3 separate regions of the Homo sapiens genome follow, and regions 2 and 3 are each linked to region 1. Evidence: read pairs that join two places in POLR2A ChIA-PET (ENCODE). Cell type or tissue: B cell. All regions are shown on one strand. Links, peaks and the distances in the headings refer to the core of each region. The heading gives the core; the rest is flanking DNA.

What was found. ChIA-PET counts read pairs that join two places held together with the same protein. Peaks named below come from ENCODE experiments on the same cell type or tissue, not always from the same donor. Only the 100,000 strongest peaks of a DNase experiment are listed, where the experiment ranks them.
Region 2: POLR2A ChIA-PET joins it to region 1 with 5 read pairs; 6 of 35 experiments call an interaction of 5 or more read pairs at or near these places.
Region 3: POLR2A ChIA-PET joins it to region 1 with 6 read pairs; 3 of 35 experiments call an interaction of 5 or more read pairs at or near these places.

Annotation. Positions count from the first base shown.
Region 1 is chr10:124,537,864-124,543,241 of GRCh38, reverse strand. The region is part of intron 6 of LHPP (phospholysine phosphohistidine inorganic pyrophosphate phosphatase); the gene reads right to left. Among named protein-coding and RNA genes, the nearest start is that of LHPP, 79 kb to the right of the region's middle. RefSeq lists an enhancer at 2,905-3,405. In B cell, for the core only: CTCF peaks have their summits at 2,718 and 2,919 (motif pointing left); DNase peaks (open chromatin) are centred at 3,091, 3,737 and 3,954; H3K27ac peaks cover 3,854 bases.
Region 2 is chr10:124,691,090-124,696,467 of GRCh38, reverse strand. FAM53B (family with sequence similarity 53 member B) reads left to right here. Exons shown (of 5, transcript NM_014661.4): 3 at 256-310. Among named protein-coding and RNA genes, the nearest start is that of FAM53B-AS1, 10 kb to the left of the region's middle. RefSeq lists a silencer at 3,342-3,533. In B cell, for the core only: no CTCF peak of the experiment used is centred there; a DNase peak (open chromatin) is centred at 2,507; H3K27ac peaks cover 3,476 bases.
Region 3 is chr10:124,676,917-124,682,294 of GRCh38, reverse strand. It overlaps FAM53B (family with sequence similarity 53 member B), which reads left to right. Exons shown (of 5, transcript NM_014661.4): 4 at 1-688. Among named protein-coding and RNA genes, the nearest start is that of FAM53B-AS1, 24 kb to the left of the region's middle. In B cell, for the core only: no CTCF peak of the experiment used is centred there; no DNase peak of the experiment used is centred there; H3K27ac peaks cover 3,236 bases.

The sequences.
Region 1 (5,378 bases), core at 935-4,934:
CTGTGGGGGCCATACAGGAAGGAGCAGCCAGGGAGGTGGAGTCTGGGAGGATGAAGGCTTGTACTGCCCGAGCTGGAACGGGGGCATTTTCTCTCCCAGTCAACCCTCGGACAAGGCCCTGTCCAGGTATCCAGCCCCCTGACAGGTACAGCCTGAGGACCCGCTGGGCCCACACCCTGAGATGGGCATGGGTGGCAGTGAGGTGTGGCACAGCAGCCCCCACTCACAGGGCACACGCAGTGCAGGGGCAACGACAGACACTCAACCCAGAGCTGCTGCATCCCCACTGTGGCAAGAGCCATGGGCAGGCAGGGACCGGGGAGAACGACCGTGACGGGGCCTAGATGTGCAGGACCCTCAGCCTCGGTCAGGGAGACGGCTGGACACCACTGATGAAAGGCAGGCAGGCGCGTCCACAAAACCCCATGAACGTGAGGGGAGGCGAGAGGGCAGAGGGGAGAGTAGGGGCAAGGAGGCGATCAAGAAGAGGCAGCAGGGCGGGGTGAGCCCCTGGAAGGAGGCAGAGAGGTGGGCTTCTGGGAAAAATGGGCCTCCAGCCTGGCTGGGCCCCAGGGTGCACAGGGCTGGGATGGGGACCAAGGTCTTCTGGTAACTGCCCCCTCCCCCAGGCTGGTACCAGCCTGCCCCTCTCTCTGGTCCCCACCTGGGGATGCAGGAGAGCTGCAGGCTGAACTGGAGCAGGAGAAGCTCTGATGCAGGAGGCGGCTCCATTCCCCCAGCGCCCTCTCCAGTCCCAGGGAGACCCTGGACCTGAGCACACAGGCTGGAAACAGACTGCCAGGGCCCAAGTCCCACCTGCTGGCTGCATCCCCTCAGGTGGGTCCTAACCTCTCTGTGCCCTCACCTGTAGGTGGAGATGTATTCGTACCTCTCTGGCTGTTGTGCAGGTATCTGTAAACACATAAGTGCTGGATAACTTCAAGGTCAGTAAATAAGTGAAGGCGCTTGGTGGCTGAGTCCCACAGCCTGGGGTCACAGTCCGATCTGTGCAAGCCCCGTGCCCACCAGAGCCACTGAAGGCATCTGTGTTCCATGCTGGCCCGAACGCCAGCCCCAGACCCCAGACTGCCCCAGGTGCTGGTCAGCTCTAACTGCGGTCCCAGGCACAGTGGGAAGGTCATGGGGGCAAATGCAGATGGAGCCTTTGGTGAGGCAGCCACCGAGTCTGCAGGGGCTTCCAACTCCAGGAGCCTCAGCTGGAGAGGTGTCTCAGGAGAGACCCCTCAAAGCCCCCTCCTGCTGTCCGTTTCATGTCTGGACAGGGACAGCATGTGGGCACAGGGCACTCTGCGAATGACCAGATGTCAGCATCTCCCCAGGTAGGAGCTGGGGAGGCAGCACCCTTGCAGTGGGGAAGTAGGGGTGAAGGAAAGGTCACCCCATCTGGGCCGGGGCCTGGCCCGCCCAGCCCACTCCACTCTGGTCTCCAACATTGCAAATTTGTGCAAATACCATTAGAGCCCTCCCCAGTGTCCAGCGTGTTCTAAGAAGCCCTCGTAGCTTGTACTGAGGGATGACGTCATGGGAACTCCCACCCACAGAAGCCCTCCAGGGCCTCAGTGCCCCCTCGAGTGCCCAAGGCATTTGCCTAGACACACACTGTCCCCACGGGTGGTCCCAGGCTCACGCGGGGGTCCTGCAGACAGGCATGAGACTTTCGAGCCTCAGCCTGCCATTCGAGATATGCTAGGGACACCAAACGCCCAGGTGGAATTCCTCAGGGTGGCCATGAGCCGCAACTCCGTTAGGTCTGGGGCTAGCAGAGGCTGGCTCTTCTGCCACCTCAGGAACTGCATCCCATGTGGCCATTTTGAGCCACAGGCAATGTTCTTGCAAGGCAGAGAGCTCCTTCCTGGGCTCTTTCCACAATGAACGCCCGCCACAAAGCAGCCCTCGATAAAGTCAGCCTCCCTCTGATCAAGTTTGGCTCCAGCCCAAATTGTCTATCCTGGTACTGCAGGCTGGTCGTGTCGGCTGTGTCCCCCAAGCACAGTGTGCAGGGGCAGCGGCCCACCTCCAAGCTGCCTCTTGGTGACTCACCATTCTGGGTGGCTCAGAATACATCGCACTCCAGGACTCAGGCACACTGCGTGGGTATGGCAGGCTCTCCTCCGGCCATCCCAGGGCCCAGGGCCACTTTGTGATTTGGGGGGCCCCTTCCTCCATTAAAAAAGCTGTTAAATAATTTAATGGATTTTTGAATTATTATTTCTAAAGTGAGAAAAAACATTAAAACATTTTCTTTGGCCCTAAATGTTCCAGAGATATTTTCCTTCTAATTTTAAAATAAATTAAACATTTTCTTGAGCCCCTAAAGGCATCGTGTGTCCAGAACCTGCTAAAGAAGTGAGCCCAGGTTCCTCTGGATCCAACTCCCGGGAGATCTGGAGCCTAGATCTAGGGCCAGAACTTAGGAGGACTCTGCCCCCTGGTTTTGGTGGCCACCTCAGTGCAGCCTTTGGGGTCCCGGGGCCTCTGTAGGGCCGGCTGGAGAAGATGCTCTTTCTCTCTGCTGCTGCTGGAACCCTGCCTGTGAGTCAAACCATGGAGCACCGTGAACCCCAAGCCACGTTCCAGGCAGCCAAAGTGCAGGGGTGTGCGAGGCCACCCCGAGCAGCCCCGGATCCCCAGCAAAAATGTCACTCAAACTGCAAAGGCAAAACTCAGCTTAAGGGAGCAGGCCAGTGGGGCCAGGAGCACGAGGCTGTGCTGTGCCTCAGGGTGAAGGGCGCTCGGGGAAAGGGAAACTGAGAGCCGTCAGTGGGGTTGGTGGGCGAGCGGCTCCAGGCAGTGGTGAAAAGGCCCCATCCTGCGCAGCCCCCCTGGCCCTAGCCTGGCCACGAAGCAAAGCGGGAGAAACCAGGCTGGGTCCCCGGCCGCAAGTCCCTGCCGCCCCCTGGTGGGAACCCACAGCCGTGTGGACCTGGAGGGCCAGGGCAGGGCTATGTGCCTGGGCTGCAGGACCCTGCTTAGGTGGGAGCCCTCCTTGTCTCGGGAGGCCACAGCACAAGGCACACCTGCCCACCCACCCACAGCATCTCCACCGAAGCGCACAGACACAGAAACAGCACGGCGCTGCATGAACGGCTGGGCCAGGGCACCTGCAGGTAAACCCTCCCCTCCCCACGGTTATCTGGGGACCCAAGTTTCCCTAAATAATCATACTGATGAGAACACCAAGAAAATGAGCAGAAGCGGGTAACTGCTGAACCCTTGCTGTGTGCCAGGAAGTGCGGTGAGTGCTTTTGGCAGGATATCTCATTCTGGTCTCCCCAGCCGTAGGTGGTAGGTACTCTTATTATGTCTATTTTATTTTTTTGAGACAGGGTCTCGCTCTGTCGCCCAGGCTGGAGTGCAGTGGTGCAATCTCAGCTCAATGCAGCCTCAACCTTCTGGGCTCAAACAATCCTCCCACCTCAGCCTCCTGAGTAGCTGGGACTACAGGTGTGTGCCACCATGCCTGACTAATTTTTTTTTTTTTTTTTGAGACAGGGTTTTGCTCTGTCGCCCAGGCTAGAGTGCAGTGGCACGATCTCAGCTCACTGCAACCTCTACTTCCCAGGTTCAAGTGATTCTCCTGCCTCAGCCACCCGAGTAGCTGAGATTACAGGCGTGAGCCACCACGCCTGGCTAATTTTTGTATTTTTAGTAGAGGCGGTCTCGAGCTTCTGGCCTCAAGTGATCCGCTCTCCTTGGCCTCCCAAAGTGCTGGGATTACAAGCATGAGCCACCATGCCCGGCCAAATTTTTGTACTTGTAGTAGAGATGGGGTTTCGCCATGTTGCCCAGGCTGGCTTCAAACTCCTGGGCTCAAGCAATCTGCCAGCCTTGGCCTCCCAAAGTGCTGGGATTACAGGCAGGGCCACCTCACCCGGCCAACTCTGTCCATTTTAAAGATAAGGAAACTGAGGCCCGAAGTGCCCTGAGCAGGACGTGGCCTTGGGTGCTCGAGTGGCTCCGGAGCTGTGCTCATCTTAAAGATATGCCATTGCCTCCCCTTAAGCATTCCAGGTCCACACCCTGGAGAGCTCAGGACGAGGGGAGTCATTTTGGTTTCCTGATGGCAGACGAGCCACAGGAAAAACTTGGGGGTCCTCTGGTATGCCTCAGGACACCCCAGATTTCCTCAAATCACCCGATTCTCTCAATAAGAGGCCCCGAATAACCACTCTCTGCTAGAAGAAGCCCATCTGCCAACGTTGCTGCAAGCTTATTCTCTGATCCCTTGAGGCTCAACTAAAAATAATTCAACTCCTCCAATATTTAGAGAAATGAAGGGCCTTGAAATGTCAGGGAGGCAGCATAAATCCCAGGAAGTGCTTCCCTCCTCTGCCACGCCACGGCTGCAGGAGCTGAGTGGCTGTGAGAGCCTGCACTGGTCAGCAAACGTGGGCTCTGAGGACCATGACTGTCCAAGCAGTTATGACCTCTGGGCAAGTCAGAAACCACCTTGGGTCTCACTTTTCTGTAAAATGGGATGGGAGAGAAGGAGCTAGTTAATTCCCAGGATTCTCCCAGGCATGCGAGTCTCAGAACAACAAATGGACTATCTGGCAACACAATTTCATCCTCCGTCTCTTCCAGGGTCTCAGCAGCACACTCTTCATAGCAGCTGCACGGCCCAGGGCAGTGGTGTGTGGCCCCCAGGTATGGGGCCACAGCGGGCAGGGGGTCCACCCCACCACTTGGGGGGAGGGAGGCCTGTCCACTATCTCCCCTCTGGCAGGCACAAGGTGGAACAGCTCAGAACAAACAGCCTGCTGCTCCTGTGAAGCCACTGGAGTGGGCACTACAGATGCTCCACAGCATCAAAGCCTCCCTTCCTCACAAAAAACATCCCAAAGGGCTGAGAGAAGGCACCCAGGAGACCTCACTGCCAGGAAGTGGAAAGGCAGCAGCAAGGCTGGGAGCTGCTCAGGCCCAGGGAGGCTTACAGACCCCAGGGAGAGTGACCGTGGGTGGGGAGGGTGCTCAGCAAGCTCCTGAAGCCCCACATGGTGAGCCCCGCATGGTGACCCCACATGGTGACCCCGCATGGTGACCCTGCATGGTGAGACTCGCGTGGTGACCCTGCATGGTGAGACTCGTGTGGTGACCCTGCATGGTGAGACTCGCATGGTGACCCCGCATGGCGGGCCCCGCAGGTGGGAGGACCCAGCAGGTGGGTGGGCCTGGGGTGGGAGGCTCAGGGAAGGGGGCCTGGAATGGCAGTGCCTTGGGGCAGTGCTCAGTCAGAGTGGGGTCAAGGACACCACCGAACCCCCAAGAAGGTCTCCTGTCCACCATGGCCCCTTGGCCGTGTCCTTCCCTTTCAGCACACTCGTGGGCCCTGTGGCAGCACATGAAAGGGGCACAGA
Region 2 (5,378 bases), core at 805-4,804, 150 kb before region 1:
TCGTGGGGCTTTCTGTGTGTTTTCAAAGCCCATTAACTCGATGGACTCCATAACTCACTAGAGACTTGGGACAAAAAATCTGGGCCTAATTTTGTGCAGATGTTTTCTCTTTGAATACCTTTTCCTCCTTTCCCTGATCTGACATTGGCAAAGGACAGTCACCCTTTTATTGTGACTTTAGAAGGGATCAGTAGAGTCAGTGCAAACATGCTTCCTATGATTTGAAGAGTGAATAGCTTTTCTGGTTGTTTTCAGCACACGCCAAAGAAGATGAGTCAAGGACCTACACTTTTCTCTTGTGGAATTATGGGTAAGTACTCAAGGCCATCCTGGAAGCTGTCCTCCTAGTCCTTCCAGCCAGGGTCTGAGTCCTCCAGGTGAGACACTCAAAGCACTTTCTGGACACAAGTTCAAAAAGAGCAGCCCCGGGACTCTTCTGTGTGTTTTAACTATTTTGGTCCCCTACGGTGCCTGAGTGAAGGGACAGGCACTGGTGTGTGGTTTACAACTCCAACATTGAGAATTTCTGTCTGATGATTAAAGTAATTCATGTTGATTTTTTTCATTCAGAAAATGCACAATAGTGTAAAGTATGCAATAAAAATCTCTCGTAGCCCCAATGCCCAGGGAGAGTTACTGTTGATATTTTTGTGTATGTTTATGTTCTTAGCATTTTTTATATAGCCCATTCCACGATGAACATATAATTATGTAAAACTATATTTGTTTGCTTTTTTCACTTGGAGTAGTTACCATCATCTTCCCACAGCATTAAAATTGTTCATTCCATGCATTTTAATGGTCTACAGTACCGCATTGGGTGGTAAATGTATCAGAATGTCTTTAGTGATGTAACTACATCTAGGCTGTTGGGTCAAGAGGCTGTTTTATTTGCTGTTGTGATGAACAGTGGCTAGGTAAGTGCCTAATTCTTTGTCTGCCTTTGTGATGATTTGCTAGGATAGTTTCCAGGAGTGGAATAGACAGGCTGGAGGGCAGGGACATTTTTAAGGCTCTTGATTCATTTTGCTGACATGCCTTCCAGAGAAGATTGCCTTGATCTTCTGTTTCTGTGCAAGTGTGAATTACTGTTTTTTATAGGCGGTAAAAAAGATGACCATTGATTACTTGATGCTTCAGATGATTGGGCATTGTTTGACCTCTCAGTGTCTCTCTGTGGCTCTCCTTGCCCACCTTTGGGGACGTCTTGCCGGATGAGTTTCTGTAACGTCTGCGTGGACTCAGAAACCACTCTCAGATGATAGATGATGATGACTGTGGGCTTTCAGATTCAAAGGTTACTTTGGTCAGACCTCAGAGTCTCCCTTGCCTTTCCTTCTCGGTCCTCCCTCCATGTGCGGTGTTTTGTTTTTCTTCTTCAGATACAGTTGCCATAGATGAGGTGATGTGTCAGATTGAGCACTGTGCCAGGCTCCTTACATGCTGGGCCCCGCTGGCTCTGCCAGTGGCATCATTCACATACGGGAGAACTGAGGTCTAGTGAGGTGGCCCTCTGCAAGGTCCCTCAGTAAGCGGAGTTGGACTCAGGTGGGTGACGAAGGGAGACTGTTTTCTTCTCAACCACCTGCCATGGCTCTGGGACACCTGGCGGTGCTCTTGATGCTGCCACTGAAGAAGATGGAGACAGGGAGATCAGCTGGCCCTGGTTTTCCATGTGACATACTTGGGAGGCCCGTCCCCACAGGATTGAATACCTCCCCGGTGGTTTACAGCTTTCAGCAAACCCTCAGGGCCCCAGACACATAGCTCAGAAGCCTGCCTCCTCGCCTGCTTCCTGGGACAACCTCACCTTTGCGCTTCCTTCCTGCGTCATGCTGGGAAAGAGAGAGGCCCCGGCATGCCCAGCCCCTCAACCCTGCCTAGGCTTTAGCTGTCAACCGGGCCAGACCAGTAAACTGGGTTGTGGAGATGTTGGTCTTTATTTCAAGGATTTCTAGTCTTTGCACTGTGTAAGTTATAATAAGGTGGAAGTCTGGTGGGTTTGTGATGACAGAGAGAGTCGCCCTTGTAGGGCCAGGTCTTGAGGCCCAGAGACCAAGGCAGAGGCCCCGGAGAAGGGAGGTGTGTGGGAAAAAGTCCAGATGGCCCAGGAGAGTCTATCGGAGGCTGCAGAGCCCAGCAACCTGCTTTCTACCGGGGAGGCCATGGTTTCCAGGAGGGACTACGCTGTGTCTGCAGACTCCTGTTTACAGAGTGGCTCTTTAGGAAGTGCTGGCTGGGTCCCAATGCCTCCGTCCCAGGCTCTTCTCCTCTTCAGCAGGGTCCTGTCTTCCTTCTGCTCTGTGGGACAGTGCCAGGGCACTGCCAGGCAGCAGAGGGAGAAGCGGGGAGCCGTTGTACTGGTGGGAGGTCTGTGGAGTCCCCTTGTTCTCCTCTGCTGCTCTCTCTCCATGGGTCTCATCTTTCTGTTGGTCGGCCCCTCCCTAATTCAGGAAAACCCTGACCTGCATGGCTGTGCATCACTGACGTGTTTCACTGACTGCAGTTTGTTTTCATTTTCAGTGGCTTGCTGTCATAGATATGACTTGAGCACCTGCTGTGTGTCAGGCACCTGGTGAGGGATAGAGTGAATCAGACCCTGCCCCTTCTCTCAGGGAGCTTTCTGTCTGGTGGAGGAGAAAGATCAACGAACAGTGAATTCTGCACTGCTTAGGCCAACTCCCGTGAGATGTGGAGGCCCTTGAGCTATGGGGATACCACCCCATCTTCCCGGCTAGGTTTCCTCAGTTTGCAAGTTGTGAGGATTTAAGGAGACGGCCACACACTAGCACACATCCTCCCTCCCACCTCTATCCCTTTCCTGCGCTTGCTGGAGCGGAGCGGGTGTCAGCAGTCAGGAGCCTTACCCCGTGCACTCTGTCTAGTGGAAGCTCAGGTTACCTCTCCAGTCCTCCGTGTGCTCCATGAACTGGGAGTGCACTCCACCCAGGCAGCGAGATTTCATCTGAGGTGTGCCTGCTTTTCTTTTTTTTTTTTTTTTGAGACAGAGTCTCACTGTCGCCAGGCTGGAGGGCAGTGGTGTGATCTTGGCCCACGGCAACGTCCGCCTCCCAGGTTCAAGCAGTTCTCCTGCCTCAGCCTCCTAAGTAGCTGGGATTACAAGCGTGTGCCACCACGCCCAGCTAATTTTTGTATTTTTAGTAGAGACGGGGTTTCACCATGTTGGCCAGGATGGTCTTGATTTCCTGACCTCGTGATCCGCCTGCCTCAGCCTCACAAAGTGCTGGGATTACAGGCGTGAGCCACCGCGCCCGGCGTGCCTGCTTTTCAACAGTGGGGAAGAGAATACTCTGAGGGGCCGGCTAGACTTTTCAAGAGGGTTTTGGGCCCTTCCAGCGCTGGACAATGCTGTGCGAAGATAAAACACCAAATTATCATAATCACCAACCCCCAGCCTGTCTCCTGAAGATAAAGGACTCATGTTCTGGTGCTGATCAGTGGAATTCTCCCATGAGAGCTGGGGACAGTTGGCCCTGTGACTCAGGATTTTTTCCTCCTGAGCCCCCATGCCAGGGTCCTCGCTGGGAGCCAGTATGAGTTCAAGTTTCACAAATGTTCTGCAGAAAATCTGGGCAAGTGCAGTAGAGCAAGGAGCACAGCACCCTGGTCACTTTTTAAAATGCCACCCTTTCAAGTAGCTCAGCCTCCTCTGCACCCACTTAGATAAAACACATAACTAATATAAATTGAGTGTTCACAACAATGCCTTTTTTTTTTTTTTTTTTTTTTTTTGAGATGGAGTATCGCTCTGTCTCCTAGGCTGGAGTGCAGTGGCGCATTCTTGTCTCAGGGCAACCTCCGCCTCCTGGGTTCAAGCGATTCTTCTGCCTCAGCCTCCCGAGTAGCTGGAATTATAGGTGTCTGCCACCATGCCCGGCTAATTTTTGTATTTTTAGTAGAGATGGGGTTTCACCATGTTGGTCAGGCTGGTCTCGAACTCTTGACCTCAGGTGATCCACCCGCCTCAGCCTCCCAAAGTGCTGGGATTACAGGCATGAGCCACCGCGCCTGGCCTATGCTTTTTATTTATTTATTTATTTATTTTAATTAAAAGCACTTCACGCCCTGTGATTGCAAGCTGGATACCGGGCCCCTCCCCACTCTTGTCCCCTACCCCAGTTTAGGAACTTGATACAGATAAGTGGTTTTGTTCTTCTCAGTGTGGAAGAGAGAACAAAGCCAGCGTGAAGCGTGGGTGGGAGAAGCAGATAGGGTAGAGCTGAGTGCTGCCCAGCCAGCCCTGCACCAGGGCTCAGTGCCCCTTATTAGGGTGCCAGCTCAGCCGCCACCACAGGGCTCCTGCCAGCGGAGGCTGTTTTGACTCTTGGCTTCCTTTCTCATCTTCCAGAGCATCCCCAGTCCACCTTCTTTGCTGAAATGGAATTTCCTCTACAAAGCTTCTCTGGGAAAGAGCCATTTATATGACTGGTTCTTGTGCTCTCGACACAGGAAACATGGGTCAGGTGGCAGCTCCGTGGTGCGGCCCACCCCCTGGTCAGCCGGCTGGGTGAGGGAGCCAGCCCTTGCTCCTGGCTCTCATTTCTAGTGGGTACAAAGAGGGGCCTGGGCTGTGGCTGAGAGTCATCCTGTGTGGGGAGAAGCGGGGCCACGCGTGGACTCTCAGTCAAGGCTCCCTCCACATCTTCTCCCACTTGCAGTGGGGGACCCAGGGTCACACGTGTACTAGTTTGATCTTTTTTGGTGAAACAGGGCAAGTGGAGTGAGCGCAGTCTCCATTCACCACCCTTGGCTAATTGCAGCCATTCAGTGCATTTGTATTGCAGGGACAATGGACACCACACATTCCATTTTCCTCAGCACTCAGGCGAGGAGGAGACCTGGAAATCACATCATATGTAAGAAAGCGAAGGCAATACCAATTATTTTAAAAAGGCTACTAGGAAAAGTCTTGTAAATACAAGTCAATGGACAGAACAAAACAATTCATATGCTAAAAAAAATTGGATGGAAACCCATAATTACTTTAGGAGTTATGGTAATAAATTATTTATTAATGTAAATTATTTCACAGGCAAAGAACATACAGGAAACTTGAGCAGAAGGATCATACATTATGTATAAAAAGGAATTGTAAAAATATTATAGCAGCCCTCCTTGTGCCGCCCCAGTTCAGGTTTGTCCGCATTTTAATTATAAGCCCTTACTTTCAGGGTTTAATTACTTGGCTGTTAAAGTCTACTCTGTACATAAAAGGGTTGTTCCCTGGGGCACTCTCTGTATTAATTTCTACAGGGTAAACCAGTTGGCTGTGTTGAGCTGGGGAGGACTAAGAGATTTTGCTTTGAGATTTGGTAGCTTTTGGTCTTTAAACTCAGCCACTGTTTGTCATGGAAAGT
Region 3 (5,378 bases), core at 805-4,804, 140 kb before region 1:
AAAGGACAGCTCACTATGGCACCGGGAGGCAGTGACCGCCTGCGCTGTGACCAGTCTGATCAAAGACCTCAGCATCAGCGACCACAACGGGAACCCCTCAGCACCCCCTAGCAAGCGCCAGTGCCGCTCACTGTCCTTCTCCGATGAGATGTCCAGTTGCCGGACATCATGGAGGCCCTTGGGCTCCAAAGTCTGGACTCCCGTGGAAAAGAGACGCTGCTACAGCGGGGGCAGCGTCCAGCGCTATTCCAACGGCTTCAGCACCATGCAGAGGAGTTCCAGCTTCAGCCTCCCTTCCCGGGCCAACGTGCTCTCCTCACCCTGCGACCAGGCAGGACTCCACCACCGATTTGGAGGGCAGCCCTGCCAAGGGGTGCCAGGCTCAGCCCCGTGTGGACAGGCAGGTGACACCTGGAGCCCTGACCTGCACCCCGTGGGAGGAGGCCGGCTGGACCTGCAGCGGTCCCTCTCTTGCTCACATGAGCAGTTTTCCTTTGTGGAATACTGTCCTCCCTCAGCCAACAGCACACCTGCCTCAACACCAGAGCTGGCGAGACGCTCCAGCGGCCTTTCCCGCAGCCGCTCCCAGCCGTGTGTCCTTAACGACAAGAAGGTCGGTGTTAAAAGGCGGCGCCCTGAAGAAGTGCAAGAGCAGAGGCCTTCTCTAGACCTTGCCAAGATGGCACAGGTAAGAGCCCCAGCAGCCTGGAGTCACCTTGGTGCTCACTGGAGCCTCTGCTGGTTCTGGGCCGTCCTAGACAAGCATAGATTGCCAGTTTCAGAAATACCCAGGAGTGGGTTAATTTCCTTGTTTTTTTAAATCCTATTCAAAGAAAGATTATTTCCAGTTGGTTTTTAAAAAGCGTTTATTTCTATTTACAAGCAAATATTCCCTTTCACTGTGAGCTCAGTGCTAGGGGTACAAGGGCAGGTGGATGGTGAGAGGCGGGGTGTTGGTGGGCAGACTCACTGGACCAAACACTGGTAATCCCCTCCGGCCCTTCACTGGAGCCGTCTCTCCCAGGAAGCCACCCCTGCAGCTGCTGCAAGAGATATACACACACACTGGGGTTCAGTGTCCCTTGGATTATGCTGATCCTGAGATCAGGGTTGTGGGTAATGGTTTCCAAGAGCTAGCGATTGGGGGGACTTATTCCTTTGATTATACTGTTGAAACATGAGGCCATCAGGATGTTGTGATCAATATCCTCTGAGCTGCCTCTGCAATCATCCTTGCCCTTCACTGTAGAAGAAGTATCTGGCCACACGCCCCTGTCACTTGGACTTTATCCTCTTTGTCTTGGAGCTCTGCCTTGTGCTAACACTGATCTTGGATATTGATTTGAATGAGATGAACTTGGAGTTAATACTCTGTCATCAGGAGCGTCTCTGAGCCCGAGAGTTGGCTGCATCTGGTTCTGGCTGGGGATGAGGAAGTGGTGCTGGCCCTTGTGACCTCTGACTCAAGGATGGGCGGATGTGATGGGACACAACACTGTTGGTTCTGTGTTCATCCAGGAGGCCATCGGTTGCTTAATGCCACGGTCTGACCATCATCTTTTCTGGACTTATTTATATAAACATTGGTCTCGCTGGGTTTCAAGGGGTAAAGATCTTCTTGTTGACGAAGATGGTTTCAGAGGGGTTGGTTGGAGGGGATGGCCTTGGTCACTCAGCATTATGGCCAGATCCACGGCAGGCAGGCTTATCACGCTCGCTGCGTTTCAGGTGGGCATAGCTGACTTCCTTCCAAGCCCAGTGTTGTTCTCTCAGTTGGGTCTTCTTTCCTTTTACAAAGAACATGCAGTTTCTCTTCATGGGGTTTTGCTCTTCTCTCCTTTAGTTCCTACTCCCAACATAGAGGTCTACCCAGAAAAGAAGAGGTGCAGGTGTCTTAAGTCTAAAGCATACCTGGCCCCAGAGTCCAAACTTTCTGGCCACCTTTGTTCAAGAGCCTGGGCACTGGCTGGGGCATTATGGGAGGGCAAGATGGTGGTATGCTTGTGCCTCCCCTGTGTCAGTGGGATCCGCTTGGGGGAGAGCCTGAAGGGGTGTGGGGCAGAGCTCTTGCCTCTTCTCAGCTAGTTTCCATTTCTTCCATTGTGGCTCTAGGCGTGTGCCAATCTTTTTGCTGTGTAGTGGAACGTTTTTGACTTTACTAGCTGGACAGGGATTGAACACATTTATTGGACACCAAGAGGAATTTCCCTTCTCCAGAAAAATTTAAATAGGTTAAAAGTCTGGAAAGGTGACAGATTTGGGTGACTTCTGAGGAAAACCAAGAGCCCCGAGTTCTGGGTATGATAATGGCTTCAGCTAAATTTTTAATACTGAGCATATTTTATTACCTAATCAGCTAGATAGGTAACAAAAACAACATGCATGTTATTATATTTTACTAGCCACAGTTGGAATAACACCACTGGCATCATTGGAGACATTTCTTGACCTCGTTTGGTTAGAAACTATTTAAAAATACATTGCTCAGTGGGGCTGCGCCCAGTTGTATAGATGGCTTCATCAGCCCCAGGCAGGCCTCCCAGATCTGGGAAGGTGTGCGGAGCCTGAGGAGGCTGCTCTGGTTCAGCCTGTCTGTCCTTGGCCGCCTGCTTGGCAGTGGGTCTCGGGCACAGGGAAAGTAGAGAGGGGCCTCTGGAAAGTGTGTGTGCCCAAGGCCTATGGCCAGAGCCCTGAGGCTGGGCCCGTGGACGCTGAGCCATGCCCCCACCAAGAGTCTAGACCCTGGTCAGCCCTCTCTCCATGGGGCTCTGCCTGCTTTGGCTCTGCCATCAGATGATTTCTAGCCTGGGGAGGTGGACCTTGCTTTTCTGTGGGGCCCTGAGAACGAGGCCTAGGGTATCCCTGTGTATTTATCAAGAGCCCTGGCGAGTGCACGGCCTTGTGCGTGGGAACCTGATGAGCTGGGCATGTTGCTGGTGTACAAGGACTAACGTGTTGCCAGATGGCCAGTGAGGTGAGACCACTGGCCACAGACCCCAGCCTCTGCGTGCTGTGGCTTCACTCAACATTTGGGACCACTGAGAAGGGGTTGGGGTCTGCTCTGCATGCCCATGGAAGCAAGGCTTGGAGTTGGGCTTTCTGTATCTTTGGAAGGGTAGGCTGGTACCCAGGTGTGGCCCACGCTTCCTTCCGCTGGGCTCTGGCTTCTCTTTCGTGGGCCTTTTGATCTTGGTTTACACATTCGCCTTTGGGGGTGAGAGCTCCACTTGTGCATTCTTGTAAAGGCGCCCTTCGTGTGTGGGTTCTGAGGCCAGGTGTGTGAGAGCCTCGGGTTAAAGCTGCAGAGGGCCTTTTCAGTTAGACCTTTGGAGCAGCTGGCCATTCTGAAAAGCTGCAGCTCCCCTAGAGGTCCCGACTGGGGCCTAGAGCAGATCTTGAGGGTGTGTGTGAGCACACGGGGGCTTCCCTCTGGCCATCATTCGGTGTGGCCAGATAGACTGTGGTTAGCTGGAGCCCCTCCAATCCGCCAGCAGGAAAGGGTCCAGGGAGAGAACCCGAGAGAGTAAGAGGGCAGGAAGCTCTGAGGTCCAAGGCCCTGCCCTCATCTGTATCCACAGTTGAGTTCAGCAGGAGCAAGTGCCCTGGGGTGTAGACTCTGCTAGAAGCAGAGGATATCAGGAGATGTGACCTCAGAGCTTGTCCATTCCAGTCTCTCTTGAGGAAACTGAAGATCTCTTGGTCCCTGTGCCCATCAGAGTTTTTCTGGGCATGGTGTTCACTTTTGGATCTGCATTTAGAAGGTGACATTGACAAACCAGAAGGCCTCCAGAGGTGGGGCCAGAGACTGGAAGCCCTAGGCAAATTGCCTGACATGTCTGTGCAGCAGATGCCACCACCGCCACAGGACTGTGGGAGGAGCAAGGGAAACAACATGTGTGGATAATGCACTATCCATATGGGTGTGTGTTTATATATGTGTATGTGTCCACATCTGTTGATATGCGTGTGTGTGTATCTGTATCTGTATGTACACACACTCCCCCCAGTGCATTGGCTGGCACAGGCCGGGTGCTGACAGATACTTATGATCATCGTCACAGTCGCAGGACTTGGAGGGAGGGTGTGGGCTGTTTCTGGGTGTCTCCAGAGGCAGAAGTAGGAGCAGAGGGTGGACATTCCTGGGAGGTGCCCTCAGTCTGCTGTAAGAATGCCTGTTTTTCTTTGTTTGTCCAGTGTTTTCCCTGTGTTTCCATCCTCCCTTTTCTGTTCACGCCACTTTCTTTGTCTTGTTTGTTCATCTTCTTGCCTCTTTGCTTTTCTTTTGTAAATGGGAAGGAGGCCTGCCCTGCAGCTCAGCTCAGCCTGTAGTCAACTCGGTGTTCAGAGCCCAGGGTTATGAAATGGTGACAATTGGATTCACCCCCCCTTGTCAGAGGGAGTTCGCCGTGTGTGAGCATTCTCCTGTCTGTTGCCCTTGAAACTAGGGTGGAAATATCCTGGGGGCCTGCTGGCCACCCTGCCCCTTCCTAGCCACGTCCCTGGGGCACAGCTGTCCAGTTAATGGCAGTGGGGGCTCTTGTCTGTCGGGGATGAGACACACAGGGTGGGGTGTAGATATTGCTTTCAGATTGTCTTTGCTCATGTCTTCTGAAAACCCCAGTGCCAAGAGAGCAGGCAGAGATGCTGAATGAGGCTGCAGGTGAGCCGGCCATCTGGATCCTGAGTCGGGGAGGCTGACTGTAGCGAGGAAAGCCCTAATGGGGGAAATGACGCAAGGACCTAGTCCAGCAGTGGCCGCCCTCCCTGTACTTGTAATTACAACCACTTGGTTCCACAGAGCAGGTTGTCCAAAGGCAGCTCAGAGGACTGGCTATGCTGCGATCCCTGCGCAAGCCCGGCCCCGTGGGCCTCCTGCACAGCTTTCCTCCTTACGTGGTGTTTTTGGCCCTCCTGGCTGGTGTTCTCTGTGAGGCTGCAGCCTTCCTTTTGCACAATGACAATGTCTGCCATTGAAGGCAGGGCCCAGCCTGAGGGTGTGAGTTGTTTATTAGCAGGACTTTTGCTGACATTTTCCTTACTGCTTTTTTGAGACCTGGTTTGACCACCCAGCATTGGTTGGCTCCCAGCAAGACTTGAGCCATACGCGGCCATTTAGACATGGATCACGTGTGTGTGAGCAAAGATTTCAGAAAAAAGCAACAATTAAAAAGTTCACCCATTGAATGCAGTCCCCCTAGGTGTCATAGTCCCTGCTGTATTTTTAACTCCAAGCTGGTCAGCTTGAAAGAGCAACAAATTGTACTTCTCAACAGTGCTTCAAACAGAAGCAAGATGTTTGTGGGGAGGGGTCGGGATGTCGAAACAGAGGTTTGATTGATTGCGGCTGCCCACACACTGAGTCCCCGAACCTCCCTGAG